Regions from separate parts of the Homo sapiens genome. Here all the other regions are linked to region 1. The links are chromatin contacts, found by Hi-C or POLR2A ChIA-PET in ENCODE. All regions are on one chromosome and are shown on one strand. The core of a region is the stretch at or near the end of the contact, and the rest is flanking DNA. Distances in the headings are between cores, read along the strand shown.

Region 1 (3,467 bases), core at 54-2,553:
CTCGGGGAACACCGGCAGGCACGGCTCCAACTGCGAGTTCACCGAGCACAGCTGCTGGTGCACGGCGCGCAGGTCCTGGAAAGAAAACAGTCCGGCCCAGCTGCACTCTTCGGCCGGAGACTCCAGCTCGGTGGCGGGCGGCGGCTGCTCCGCGTCCGAGAGCGCCAGAGGTGCCTCGTCCTCCTTCACCATTTCCAGCACCTCTATCTCCTCGGAGACCGTCCCAGAGGCGCTCACTATCCGTACAGAGGACACCTGGGCCTCTCTGGGCGCCGGCCGGGCTGCTGCAGCGGCTGCCCCCGCCGCATCGTCGGCTTCAGATGTTTTCTGACCCGGGATGGGTTTGGCCCGCACTGGGCTCCTAAGACGACTCTCCGCCCCTTTGCTGCCAGGACTCCGCAGCCGCGGGTCCCCCAGAAGGCTGCGAGTGCTCCGAGGAGAGCCGCCCTCCGCCCAGGCCGAGCTCCGCCGGGGCCCGGGGCTCCTAACCAGAGTTGCAGAGGCAGTGGCCTCGGGCCGACCCCTGCCCGCCGGGCTGCCGGGCCCGCGGCTCCCGTCGGACGCAGCTCCGCCGGCCTCGGCGCCCCCTCGCGCCCCCGCTTGCTCCCGGGAGCCGCTCCTCTGCCTCTGGGCCGTCCGGTTGTGGCAGGTTATGGCAAACTTGCCCTCAATCTCGTTCCAGGCCACAATAAAGACGAATTTGTGTTTCTCGCGCTCGTCGAACACATGGGGCCGCACAGCCACCCAGTCCGACTCGAGCGTCTCCTCCAGCGCGAACGACATGGTGGCTCCGGCTTCTCGCCGCGGGGAAGGGCCGCCGGCCCGGCCCGCCCGAGGACTCCCCGCTGGCTGCGCCGCGCCCCCCGCTCACCCTCGCCGGGCGCCTTCAGCCATCTTAGTGCGCCGGCCGGCTCTCCCGGCTCGTTCGCCTGTCCCTCCGCGCCCCGACCGCCGAGCTCCTTTGTGGCGCGGATCGAGAGAAGGACAATAAGCGTCCCGGGAGCAGGTAGTTCACATGGTCACCTGCGGCCGGATCTGTTTACAAGCTCCGCGCTGCCGCAGCGCCTCGCGGCCGCCCGCCGCCCCCCGCGCGAGGCCGTGGAGCTGCGTCTGCGGCGCTCCGGTGGTGAGGCGCGGGTCCCGCGGGGTCAGGCCGGCGCTGTATGCGTCCCGGTCGCTCGCCCAGGTCAAGATCCCCGCCCCCGCCCCTGGTGCTGCTGCAGAAAGCCCGGAGCCGGCCTGACTGATGAACCCGTCTCCTAAACTCTGCGCCTCAGCATCGCCACAATGTTGCCATTCGACTGCTGACGTCGGCGGCTCCACGAGGGACGTAAACATGGGCACGTGCCGCACGCTGGTGACGCGGCGGCGGCGGCGCGCGCACCCCGCCCGCGCGCGCCGGCGCCTCCTCTCGGCGTCCCCTGAGCCAGCCCGCGAGCGGCCGCGCTCCCGACTCTCCTTCCTTCCGCGCAGCCTCCAGTTCCCCGGGGCTGGAGCCGGCTGTCGGCTGGTTGCCGGCTCCGAGGGCGATGAGAGTGGCAGGTGTGCCCTGCTGCACAGGTGGCCTCCGAACCCGGGAAAAGAGGAACTAAGGCGGAGGAACTGAGACGTTTCGAATTCCAGGTATTGAGACCCTCGAATGTACATTTGCCTCCATTCTCCTGGAGGGAGCCCGGACGGAGAGTCGCTCCTGCGTTCAGAAGTAGCGTGTTGCCGCGGGGAACGGTGTGCTGAACTATGTGGGGCTCGCCCCCAGCCTGTTAGGTTCTCCCCTAATGCCCTTGAGACCAAAACAAAAAACAAAAACAATTCCAGAAGCTTTTCTGGAAAGACAGAGTTTAATATATGAAAGGAAGGTGTCTGAGGAAAGCCCAGTAACAGTCCAAAACAAAATGAAAAATGAAAATGCCATGTCCTAACAGCATGAATGTTTACATTTCAGTTCATTGGTGTTTTATTGCTTCAGGTTTCATCATTATGTACTGTTCTGTGAACCTCGTTTTGAGGTCACTGGGCTTTAGCCCTTTTGAAGTTGTATTCAATTATGGGAGTTCCCAGAATGCATATACAAAAACAGTCATATCAATCTCTGCTATTCTTACTAAACTATGATGAAACACATTCTTAAAATTAGTAGACTTTATAATAATTATTGGCATTCTTTTTCCGATTAGTATTCAAGTCACAGATGTTGTGCACCATAGTAAAGCACAATGGAAATTAGTTCTTTTACATTTATTCACATTTCTAAAGTATATACAAAACCGTTTGGATTAGCCTTGTATTGTTAGGTTCAGTAAAAACAGCTGTTTATTCAGATGACAGAACAGTACTGAACTAGCTAAGCTTCAAACTTAGTTCAGTATTGTCCATCTTAAACTCTAAGCTTCAACACTTGGTTCAGTATTGTCCTGATATTTGAATAAACAGCCAAAAAAAATTTTTTTTTTGAGACAGAGTCTCACTCTGTGGCCCAGGCTGGAGCACAGTGGCACGATGTCAGCTTACTGCAGCCTCTGCCTCCCGGGTTCAAGCGATTCTCCTGCCTCAGCCTCCCAAGTAGCTGGGATTACAGGCACACACCACCAAGCCCGACTAATTTTTGTATTTTTATTAGAGACGGGGTTTCTTCATGTTGGCCAAGCTGGTCTCGAACTTCTGGCCTCAGGTGATCCGACCGCCTTGGCCTCTCAAAGTGCTGGGATTACAGTCGTGAGCCACTGAGCCCAGCTGGTTTTTAACATTTTGTACAGTTCATTATTTGAAACCACAAATTTTCAAAGTTTGTAACTGAGTTTGTGTCAAATCTCAAATGCAAGTCAGAGACACGTTCTGAAAGGCAAAAAAGAGAGAAAACCCATTTCAAATCTGAATTACGGGGCTGGGCATGGTGGCTGACGCCTGTAATCCCAGCACTTTGGGAGGCTGAGGTGGGCAGATCACTTGAGGTCAGGAGTTCAAGACCAGCCTGGACAACATGGTGAAACCCCGTCTCTATAAAAAATACAAAATTAGTCGGGTGTGGTGGCACGTGCCTGTAATCCCAGCTACTTGGGAGGCTGAGGCAGGAGAATTGCTTGAACCCGGGAGGCGAAGGTTGCAGTGATCTGAGATCATGCCACCGCACTCCAGCCTGGGGGACAGAGACTCCACCTCAAAAAAGAAAAAAGAAAAAAGGTTTGAATTACCAGCTAAGCAAACAATAGCACATTGTAGAAAACTTTCTCTTCTTTTTTGCTAAAAAGCAACTGCAAAAAGCTAGTTTTTCTGATAAAGCATTACTGACATGATCCCATTATGTATAATTGTGAATACAGAGAATGAGTATTAAAAGAATTTGTTTACAAGTTCTCTTCAGAGTAGAGGACAAGAAAAAGAAAAAAATTATTATTTAAAAAAATAGTCCGGGTGCGGTGGCTCACGCCTGTAATCCCAGCACTTTGGGAGGCTAAGGTGGGCAGATCGCA
Region 2 (3,447 bases), core at 5-2,504, 2.1 Mb before region 1:
CACTGACTCACTTAATAGCTACCGACAGCCCTGCAAGCTCCATGCGTAAGTGCCCTATTCAGCTGTACCATGTTTTCTTTTACACTATATTTTTACAGTATCTTTTCTGTGTTTAGATACACACCATCCTTTTACAACTGCCTACAGTATTTAGTAGTTATACTGTACAGGTCTGTAGACTAGGAGTAACAGGCTATCCCATACGGCCCAGCTGTGTAGGTTTGTGCAAGTACACTATGATGTTCACACAACCACGAAACGGCCCAACCATTTCTCATAACTATACCAGTTCTTAAGGGGAGCATGGCTGTATTAAGCCACCACCTTTTTTGTTGTTGTTGTGGTCGTTGTTGAGACGGAGTCTCACTCTGTAGCCCAACCTGGAGTGCAGTGGGCGATCTTGGCTCACTGCAACCTCTGCCGCCAGGGCTCAAGCGATTCTCGGGCCTCAGCCTCCCGAATAGCTGGGATTACAGGCGCGTGCCACCACGCCCAGCTAATTTTTTGTATTTTAGTAGAGAAGGGGTTTCACCATGTTGCCCAGGGTGGTCTCGAACTCCTGAGCTCAGGAGATCTGCCCGCCTCGACCTCCCAAAGTGCTGGGATTACAGGCGTGAGCCACCGCGCCCGGCCTAAATTATCACCTTTTAAGACCAGCATCCCTGGCAACCCCCCAAGTCTCAGCTCCTAGTAACAGAAAGACCCCTTCCACAGAAGCTGAAGGGTGGACCCAATGAATTGGTGTGAGAAACTCCATGCCACTTTACCAGCGCACTCTTCGCTGAAGTTTATGCGACTGTCATAGTGGGGACCGAAGCTGTTCAAAAGGAAGTAGATTATCCTTCCCCTACGTACGTGGGAAGGGGGAGGCTCTGGGTTATCAAGAGGGTGAAGTGGGAGAGCCAAGCGGCCCACCCACAGGCGGATTCCAGGGCGGCTGGACGCACAGCCCCCAGCAGCCGGAGCCCAACAGCTGAGGTCGCCGCCCCTAGACAGCCCGCGCTCCAGCCAGCTCAGGGACCCAGCGGCTAAGCCTTCTGTCCTCCCAGCTTCCCACGCAAGTTCCGCCAGGCCAGAGGGAACGAACGACGAGACCCTGCAGCTTTGGTGGCTGAGAACCTCACCTCACCGCGCTACCGCGCAGCTTCTTACCGCGCACGAATCCCCCAGAGCAGCCGAGTTGGCGAGCCGGGGAAGACCGCCCTCCTGCGGTATTGGAGACCGGAAGCACATAGTGCCCGAGAGCGCGTCACTTCCGGCGTCACAGACGGTCTTTACAAGCGACTCGTGGGCGTCAATACTGGGCTGAGTTTGTGGCGCGCTTAGTGATGGGATGGCCCTGTGCAGGACGCCGACACGAAAAGATGAAGAGTTCAATCCGTGCTGTCTGAACTCACAGTGTAGCAGGCGAGATAGACGGGAAGATCGGTAGGGTGGGAGATGCCGGAAAGGCTTCCCGTGAGACTGGATAAGAAATCAAAAATCTGGTGAAATTGCCGGCAAGAGGGAGTTAAGGACATTCCAGGCAGAGGCAAGGTAAAGGCGCGGTGGGAGTGGGTCACTGTGATAAAAGTCTGAAAAGGACATTTGGGGGCTCTCTTGGGTGAGAGGCAGTGCCTCATGTCCCCCCTTCAGTGCTCGTTGAGCATTCAATTAAAATGTTAACACTTTGTAGCCAAACAAGTTCTCTTTTTAAGAGGAAAACCCTGGATTTCCAAACGGCTCATTTTCTGTAGCTTCTTGCAAATGGATACCACCACCAGCTGTGCCTAGTGAAAAAATGCAATTTACCAGGACCACTACTCTCAACAGTTTGCTCAATCCATTTAACCTTTTGAATATTTGTCCACTTCTTTTTATCTCTGTTGGCACCTCCTCCCTTGTCCCATATTGTACCTGTAGTTCTACAACTGGTCTGGGGATTCATTCTGCCCCAACTCCCTGAAATCCATTTTCCGTGTCGTAGGAACGGAACTTTTGAAAATGTAAATCATTACATTTAAAGCAGTACTGCTGTACTGCTTTAAACTCTCCCTTCGCTTCCCATTGTTTTAGGATGAAATTCGAACTCCTTATGAAGTCCCTGCCTACTTCCCTAGCCTCACCTTGCTCAGTCTCTCCTTTGAGCTCCGTGCATAGGATCATTTTTTCAATTTCTCAAATGCCGTGTGTACCTTGCCATCTCCAGGCCTTTACATTTGCTAGTCTCTTTGTATGGTACTCCTTTTCTTCTTCCAGTTACTTTCTACTCACCCTTCAAGGCTTTAAGTATTTTATTCTCAAGAAAGCCTTCCAGCCCCCTACCCCCATACTAGACCAATCCCCTACTGTGTGCTCACGGCAGTCTATACTTTCTTATGACACGGTTCACATTTGTAATTACACAATAATTGTGTAAGTTTATTGTATCCTCATTGCCTGGTACATCCTTGGTGCTCACTGCGTATTTGTTTTTTTGTTTTGTTTTGTTTTGTTTTTTGAGAAGGAGTTTGGCTCTTGTCGCCCAGGCTGGAGTGCAATGGCGCGATCTCGGCTCACTGCAACCTCTGCGTCCCGGGTTCAAGCGATTCTTCTGCCTCAGCCGCCCAAGTAGCTGAGATTACAGGCGCCCGCCACCGCGCCCGGCTAGATTTTGTATTTTTAGTAGTGATGGGATATCGCCATGTTGGCCAGGTTGGTCTCAAACTCCTGAGTTAGGCGATCCGCCCACCTCTTCCCTCCAAAGTGCTGGGATTACAGGCGTGAGCCACCGCGCCTGGCCCTCGTATTTGTTAAGTAAATGAAGAATAAGTACTTTGCGATGTTTGTTTAAAGCAAACTAGAAAGTGGCCCAGTTTTCTTTAAGAGAAGGGATTTTAAAGTCAGTGCTTGTAGGAATGTTGAGATTTGGTATGGTACATATCACAAATACCGTAGTTCATATGGTGGAGAAAGTTTTAAAAGACAACAAACAAACAACAGCAACTTCCAGCTCTTGAAGATAGGGAACTTCCTAAAAGATGTGTGGTAGTGCTGCCCATACTGTAATGATCTCAACCAGCTGGTTTCAGGGTAGTGACATTTCATGAAGAGGTTTTATCTTTGGTAGATGCAAGGTACTTACACATAACATACCACTAGAGGGCGCATTTAACTAAAACTTTTCTTTTTAGTGGTATATTGCATTTTAAACTGTAGGTCGTTCATTCTTGGAAGCAAAGGAACATACCGATTTCTTTTTGTAGCGGTATGTCCAATAAAGATTAGTAGTTGAGCAAATAGGGCGTAGAATAAGTCCTTTGGAATTCGGAGGAAACTATTGCTACTAATAGCTAACTTTACTGAACATTTTATAGGTGCCAGCAGTATGCTTAATGGTTTGCATTCGTTACCTAATTAGTCCACTCAGTATTCTGTGAGGTTGGTACTATTATTTTCTCCATTTTGCAATGAGGGAATAAATTCACA
Region 3 (3,583 bases), core at 282-2,781, 2.7 Mb before region 1:
TTTATTAAACTCACAATGGAACAAGCTGAATGGCTTAGTGTGCTCAAAAGCATTTCAGGAACTGAGCATAAACACTGAAGAAAGGATGGTAAGTTTGATAGGTTAGACAGAAAAATGGTTAATATTGGCCGGGCGCGGTGGCTGACGCCTGTGATCCCAGTACTTTGGGAGGCCGAGGCAGGCGGATCACAAAATCAGGAGTTCCGGACCAGCCTGGCCAATATGGTGAAACCCCGTCTCTACTAAACTTACAAAAATTAGCTGAGCGTGGTGGCGGGCACCTGTAGTCCCAGCAACTCGGGAGGCTGAGGCAGGAGAATTGCTTTAACCCGAGAGGCAGAGGTTGCAGTGAGCCGAGATCGTGCCACTGCACTCCAGCCTGGGCGACAGAGCAAGACTCTGTCTCAAAAAAAAGAAAAGAAAAATGGCTAATATCCTACAAGGCACTAAAACTACAACCTTTAGGAGTACTGTATTTTTTTCTCTCCCACTCAGAAATAATTTGCATCTCCATTAATGAAAAAGATGTTAACTACAAAGCCTAGGCCCTAATCAATATCATCATGCCAAACAAAATATAGTCCCCTAGACATCTAAATCATCTTCAGGTGGGCCTGTTAGGCTCCATTTTGACTCTGAAAAAAACATGCTGTCCTTTTGCCTTATTTCCAATACTTTTGTAATTTTTACCGCCACTAAAAGTTTCTATAAATCAGTCAACTATTCCTTTATCATTCTCCGGTCCTCCCCGCCAATTCTTGATTTTATAGGTTTTTTGGGAGGTTTAAAAAAAAAAGAAAGACCTGTTGGCTCTAAATATCAAGTTATTCCTCCTGATACTTAATCTGAAACTTCAAATTAAGTTGGACTCAGCCACTGGAAGCCCCAGTAATTTAATACTGTTTCAACCAAAGATTTGCTATCAGTATGTGGATTTTAAACACAAAGTAGTTACTACCCACTTCGAGGGTGCTTTGGGTACTGGGCCAGGTGTGCTGGTGACACCGTGTGCGCGACGGGGACCGGGTCCCCGAGGAGGGAGTGTCCTCGCCCTTCCCCGCTCGCGGCGGCCAGCACAGGCCTGCAGTTACCGGCGGGGACCCGCTTCCCCGGCCTTTTGTTCAGGACTGGGCTGTTTCCCGCCTACCCGCGCGTGCCCTTCCTCCCTGTCCTAGGAGTGGGGCAAGGACCGTGTGGGAAGCAGAGCCGGGAGGAGACAACCGGCAAGGGCTGTGGGGAATACTCACCCCTCTCCGCTCGGCCCCTGACCCCGCAGCCCAGCCCGGCGAGGGCGGGGCGACGGGGCCAGGGGGAGGAGAGCTGGGGAGAGGGACCCAGCGCCCTGCGAGGCCACTGCCGCGCCGGTGACCCTACGGAACTGAATGATGGGACTGCGGGGGCCTCGAGGGCGGAGGAAGAGCCGAGCCAGCGCGCCCCGAGGCCAACCAGAAGTGGCCGTGGCCTCCTTCAGTCAGGTCCGCGGCCTCCTTCAGTCAGGTCCGCCACGGCCGAGTCGGAGCGTGCGCACTGCGCCTTCCCGCGCCGTGGGGGCCGCCTAGCGCAGGCCGGTGACGTGATCGGCCGCGCGCTCTGGGCAGGGCGGGGCTGAGACCCAGGCCGGGACTGGGAGCGGGTGGAGAGGAGGGAAGCGAGACCTCCCCGCCGCCCGCGACCACCCCCGCCAAGGCCCCGCCCCTCGCCTGGCGGGCAGCTCTCCCCCGCCAACCCCCACCTCCAACCCAACGCAGGCGGTGCCCTCCGCGGAGCACAAAGGCGGCTCGTTGACGGGGGAGCGGGTTACTAGCATCCCCCTAAGAGGTTGGGGAACCATGCCAGCATGCTTACGCTACAAAAAGTCCTGTAAACACCACAATTAAGCACAAGCACGGCTACCCCTTGAAAACTTACGGATGGAGGGAGAAGTTAGGAATTCGAATATTGACAATAGTACCATCTGTGGCACATATCCCAGAGGAGAAAAAAAAAAAACTAGCAGCAAAATTAAATTGGGGCGAAACGATGGGGATAAAGACTAGAAAAAATGTAGGAGTAACAGGGGTAATCGAACTGAAATAGCAGACATCTGAAAGAAAACTAGCATCTGCTCCTTCTAACAACAGAGTTAAATTTGTTGGAAATGAAAGGAGAAAATGCAGGCGAAGAAGTGAAAGGAAAACCTGCCTTCAAACTACATGACATAGTTTTTTGATCTTGTACTACAGTTGTGTAAGATGTCACCATTGGAGGAAACTAGGTGATAGGTACACGGGACTCTAGGTGCTGTAGTATTTTTGCAATTTCCTGTGTCTATAATTATTTCCAAATAATAAGTGTTTTTAAAAGGAGAGAATACTGATCAGTGGCGACCAGGGCAAAGGGCTGGAGGAAGGGGGTGACTGAAAAGGAGCTTGAGAGCTTCTATACCGTGATTGTGTTGGTGACTAAACCACTGTTTGACAAAACCCATAAGAGGTATAAATTTTACTGCATGTGAAATAGTTTAAAACTCAAAATGATGCGACTAATAAAAATGAACTTACACTAACATTTTTTAGCAACTATGGATATAAATTAATTGGTAGCTGCCAATTTAGATTATCCATTTAATTTTTTTAAAAGCACAAGGCAGTGTGTTCTGAATGAGAGCTTAAGTAGACCAGGTGTCTCCATCAACTTTAAGTATTTACCTTAAAAACGTATTTCACAGATGAAAACAAGAATGCGGCTGGGCGCAGTGGCTCACGCCTGTAATCCCAGCACTTTGGGAGCCCGAGGTAGGAGGATCGCTTTAGCCCAGGAGTTCAAGACCAGCTATGGGCAAGGCAGTGAGACCTCATCTCTACAAAAATTTTTCAAAATAACAATAAATTTTTAAAAAAAGAATGCATTGCTTTACATTGTACTCCATATTTTAGAAACACAGTGCACCAACCACCATGTTAATTTAAAAAAAATTTTTTTTGCACTGGAGGTGTTTTAAAGTTTCATAATTCACATGCCAAAAACAAAGAAACTAAAAGAAATAACTCAGTTAACCTCCATGTACTTCCTCTCATCATATCCCTCATGGCAAAGAATGATATTGGCCTGTTTATGTGTTTACCCTACAACACTATAAACTGCTTTAAGGCTACGGTCTGTCATCATAGCATTTCAAGGTTCAAGCAGGGCTCCTGTAGCTCTCCTCTCTGATCGCTGAGGTTCACCGAAAAATCTACTCACAAAGGACAGAGTAATTGGAGGAAATGCATGCAAGTTTATTTAGCATATATACATGAGAACCTTCAGAATGAAGACCCAAAGATACAGGGGAAATTGTAATGTTCATTTGTACATCCAACAAAGTATGGACAGCCATGTAGAAATATGATTGGACAAAAGGGTATGCTCTAATGCTAATAGCCTGAGTGGGGAAACCCAGCAAGGCCTGTCTGTCTAGATTCTTCTTGGACTCTCTGGGCATGCATTCCTTCCTTCTGGGTGTAGGGCGGGACCCTCTCTGCAATGAGGGTCTTAGGACCTACAGTCAAAAAAGGTAGATCAGATAATTTCTTTATGGCCAGTTTTTACAAAGAAAGGCGGG
Region 4 (3,422 bases), core at 254-2,753, 2.5 Mb before region 1:
ACCCATTTCTTTCCTTTCCATCTATCTGTATATCTCCATATGCATTTTATGATCCTCCTACTAAATGCTTAAAGCTGTGTGTGTGTGGAATAGAACGGTACCTTCCTCCACGCGAATCCGATTTCCCTCTCCTCCCATAGCTACTTCTTGTCTATTCATCCTTTCCAGATGTCGCCCTGTCCCACCCCATCTGTCCCCTTCTTCCCCGTGTGAAGCCCATCTTCTTTCTAACCCCATTTGCACCCGTCTGATTTTACAGTCAAGGACTTCAATAAGATAAATGATGCAGAGTTCTACTGGGAACCAGATTGTGTGTGTTTCTGAAACTTTTGCGCGTTTACTGAAATGGGATTAGGGATTTGGATACAGAAACATTCTCGGGCAGCCTTTCAGCCCTGGCACAGCTTTGTACACCTTGGAGCGCGCTGGGGCCTATTCTAACGGGCAAGGACAGGGAAGTCTTTCAAGACCTTTTCTGGCCTTTTCCACTCCAGGGGTCAGGATGAATAGGCATCACTGACCCAAACTGTTAAACCAGGCCGGGTGGGGAAGCCTGGGGCCCTCTTCTGCGGCAGATCTGGCGGGGTGTCCAGGGCGCCGCGGGGCTCCGTGCAAGAAGGGGTTGGGGCAGGGGCCGCTGCGGCCGCAGGAGTCACCGGGCCTCCTCGGGAGGTCCGCTCACCTCTTACAGAGGAGGCCGACCCCAGGCCGGGTGCTCCCCTGGGGCGCAGGGCGCGGCCCCGGGCGCCGCCACCGCAGCGGCGCCGAGGGCCGGAGGTGCAGCCTTTCCCCAGGAGAGAAGGCGAGTCGCTGTCGGTCGCTCAGCCAGAAGGTCGAGGGAACCGCGCGGGTGTCCCTCGCCAGCCGGCCCTCTGGGAACAGGGCGGGGGCGACACCCCAGGGAGTAGGGCTGAGGACCGCAAAAATCAATCGTGGGTACCGGCGCGGGGTCACGCATAGGAGAGGAGCGGGAGAGGGGCTGGTGGGGGCCCCAGGGCGGCTGAGGCCGTGGCTCTGTCGTGGACTCGGCGGGCGCCCCGAAGTCTGGGGCCGCCACGGCTCCAGCTCCGCCGGCTCCGGCCGGAGACTCCAGGCCGCAGTTTCTCCTCCTCCCGGCGCCTTCTCTCCAGTGAGGAGCTGAGCGCGGGCGGCGCGGGGGGAGGGGTGGCGGCGGAGAGAACAGCCAGTTGTTTAAAATCCTTCTAGAGCAGTTTCTAATTCCCCCCTTGCGCCCGGGTTCGGAGGGGGGAGGGGGAAGGAGAGCGGGTGGAGGGAGGAGAGCGGAGAGGGAAGGCGGGAGGGAGGGAGTCGGGGAGGGAGGGAAGGAGGGAGGAGACTGCCGCTGAGGCTTAGCCGCCACCGCGCGCTTCGGAAGGCCAGAGGGAGGGGGAGGCCTGTCAGTCTCGCGCGTTGCCTGGGCGAAGGGGGCGGAGCTTTGGCGTGGGGCGGCCAATAGTGGGGGTGGCTGCGTGGGTCGCCATGGGGACGGGGCTGTTCCCGGGGAGGCTGTGATGGGTTGACAGGTGCGTGACAGTGGGAGCTGCTCTCGGCACAAGCATGTACGGCAAAGGCAAGAGTAACAGCAGCGCCGTCCCGTCCGACAGCCAGGCCCGGGAGAAGTAAGTGTCTCCGCTTCTCACCCACCTCCGCCTTCACACGCGCGCACACTCACGCACGCACTCGCACACTCTGGGAGACACAGACACTCTCCGCCCGGGGAGCGCCGGGGGTGGGCTGGCAGGGGGAGGGGTGCCGCGATGGGGGCGTGTGGTGCGGGGAGCTGCGCTTTCCCGGGAGGTGCGGGCGCTGGGCGGGCGGCCGCAGGGGGCTGTCGGCGGGAGGGACCGGGTGTGTTGAGGGGCGGCGGTGGTGCTGGTGGCGAGGATGGAAACTTGTTTGGGTGATTGAGGGAAATAACCCGCGGGTTCACCTTCCAAAGTAACTTTAGAGCTGGGGTCCGGGGCTCCGGGGACCTGGGGAGCCGCCGGGGGTGGCGGGAGGGGCAGCTGCGTGGAGGAAGGCGCGCAGTGGGAATGTGGGTGTTTGGCGGGCCGGCCGGGGTCGGGGCCGGGGTCGGGGCGGGCAGCGCGGGGAGCGCGGCGGCGGGGGCCTGGGCGCTGGGGCTTAGGGCCGCGAGCGCGGGGCGAGGCGAGGCGAGGGCGGCGGTGCCGGGCGCGCGGCGGGCGGAAGCCGGGCGTGGAGCGGCCGAGCGGGGCCCCGCGGGGCGCGGAGACGCGCGCGGGGCGCGGAGGGCGTGTGCGGGTTGGGCGTCCGGGCTTTCCTGGGCCAGCTACGGACGCGGCGCCCGCAGTCCCCCGCGCATCGCGGGGCTGGGGCTGGGGCTGGGGCGGGGGCGGGGGCGGGTGGGCGCCGGAGACGCCGCCGAAGTTTGGGAGTCGGAGAGGGACCGAGTTCCCGGGGAGCTAAAGTGTGTTGGCGAGGAGCGGGATCCGCTGGAGGAGGCTGGCGTTTCTGCCTCTCGCAGCGGACCCAACTCCGCGGCGGCGGCTGGCGAACTTTTTGTGAGGCTGGCAGCCCCCGAGCGGCGGGAGGGGCGGGCCCGGCGGGGCGGTGGTCGGGGGCGCGCGGAGGGGAGTTGTGGGAGCCGCCGGGGGCGCCCGAGGAGGGCAGCTGTGGCGGGGAGGGCCAGTGGTCCGAAAAGGGGTTTGTGGGAGGGGAGAAGCGTTCAGGTGGGAAGGAGCCGCTTGGTTACAGTTGTGGGGAGATACAGGTGTTAACTTCGGTGGGAGCCCAAGAGGCGGCTGGCGAGAACAGAGCCCCTCCCGGCCCGGGATGCCACTGTCACGGCACACTGCAAAGCAAAGCGGTTTGCTGCTATTCTTGTGTACTTGTAACGGTGATTTGGTTGTTACTAAAAATGAGAACGAATAGTGACTGTGATCACTGAGGAAGAACCCCCCCCTTTTTTTTTTAAACTGTGCAACAGATCAGTGATTCCCAGTAACCACTTAAACTCTGAGGGTCAGAGTTATCCTTGTCGTTGAACGCACCCTGTCTTTCTGAGGGGGTTCAGACCAGAGAAAAAGTCTGAGAGCATCTCTCAAAGGTACTTTGGTTACCTTGCGCACAGAAATAGCTGCGTAAATAAAAACCGAATGCGCAGGCGACTGAGTTTCCCTCCTTGGTTTAGGCAGTTAGTCTCCCCCTGAAAGTTTTGTGTGCCCTAGGGATGGGAACATTTCCTAATCTTTGTGTTGGCAGCAACACACTCAATTCCCATAGGATTTAGAGGTATCAGGCCTTGATGTAGCAAAGCAAAACAAAACAAAACAAAAATTAGAGAGGCTTTTTTGTTTTTTTGCAAGAGATATTTTCTGAGCTGCATTCAGGATCTTGTTGCTGTGACAAGTAGTATATAAAAGACATAGCGTTATAGCCTGGTTAAGAAACGGCAGTTACTA

Evidence for each region. Hi-C counts contacts between places; a loop is a spot of excess contacts on that map. ChIA-PET counts read pairs that join two places held with the same protein, here RNA polymerase II (POLR2A). Pooled maps may share reads with other maps.
Region 2: a loop to region 1 is called in a map of naive thymus-derived CD4-positive, alpha-beta T cell, with 29 times the contacts of the local background. The contact joins the promoter of CKMT2-AS1 here to the promoter of JMY in region 1. A Hi-C loop is called at or near these places in 2 of 168 maps with a recorded cell type or tissue (both naive thymus-derived CD4-positive, alpha-beta T cell) and 10 of 50 pooled maps. POLR2A ChIA-PET finds 5 or more read pairs at or near these places in 1 of 52 experiments (activated T-cell).
Region 3: a loop to region 1 is called in a map of CD8-positive, alpha-beta T cell, with 13 times the contacts of the local background. The contact joins the promoter of ATG10 here to the promoter of JMY in region 1. A Hi-C loop is called at or near these places in 2 of 168 maps with a recorded cell type or tissue (CD8-positive, alpha-beta T cell and naive thymus-derived CD4-positive, alpha-beta T cell), 1 of 37 single-sample maps with no recorded cell type and 11 of 50 pooled maps.
Region 4: a map of CD8-positive, alpha-beta T cell shows a loop between it and region 1 (12-fold over the local background). The contact joins the promoter of SSBP2 here to the promoter of JMY in region 1. A Hi-C loop is called at or near these places in 3 of 168 maps with a recorded cell type or tissue (CD8-positive, alpha-beta T cell, endothelial cell of umbilical vein and naive thymus-derived CD4-positive, alpha-beta T cell), 1 of 37 single-sample maps with no recorded cell type and 10 of 50 pooled maps.

Annotation. Positions count from the first base shown.
Region 1 is chr5:79,233,967-79,237,433 of GRCh38, reverse strand. It overlaps JMY (junction mediating and regulatory protein, p53 cofactor), which reads right to left and starts at 1,303. Exons shown (of 11, transcript NM_152405.5): 1 at 1-1,303. The coding sequence starts at 783. LOC124901011 (a long non-coding RNA gene) reads left to right here and starts at 1,411. Exons shown (of 2, transcript XR_007058836.1): 1 at 1,411-1,623. RefSeq lists silencers at 1-68, 352-621, 792-1,231, 1,262-1,311, 1,352-1,401 and enhancers at 1-161, 213-849.
Region 2 is chr5:81,299,376-81,302,822 of GRCh38, reverse strand. It overlaps CKMT2-AS1 (CKMT2 antisense RNA 1), which reads left to right and starts at 1,254. Exons shown (of 2, transcript NR_034123.1): 1 at 1,254-1,536. ZCCHC9 (zinc finger CCHC-type containing 9) reads right to left here and starts at 1,236. Exons shown (of 6, transcript NM_001131035.2): 1 at 1,125-1,236. RefSeq lists enhancers at 1-717, 725-904, 1,055-1,154, 718-1,507.
Region 3 is chr5:81,969,971-81,973,553 of GRCh38, reverse strand. It overlaps ATG10 (autophagy related 10), which reads right to left and starts at 1,531. Exons shown (of 8, transcript NM_031482.5): 1 at 1,248-1,531. RefSeq lists silencers at 1,131-1,370, 1,541-1,870 and enhancers at 885-1,440, 1,441-1,998.
Region 4 is chr5:81,749,178-81,752,599 of GRCh38, reverse strand. It overlaps SSBP2 (single stranded DNA binding protein 2), which reads left to right and starts at 1,503. Exons shown (of 17, transcript NM_001256732.3): 1 at 1,503-1,619. The coding sequence starts at 1,558. RefSeq lists silencers at 602-951, 1,222-1,551, 1,722-1,771, 2,212-2,261, 2,482-2,641.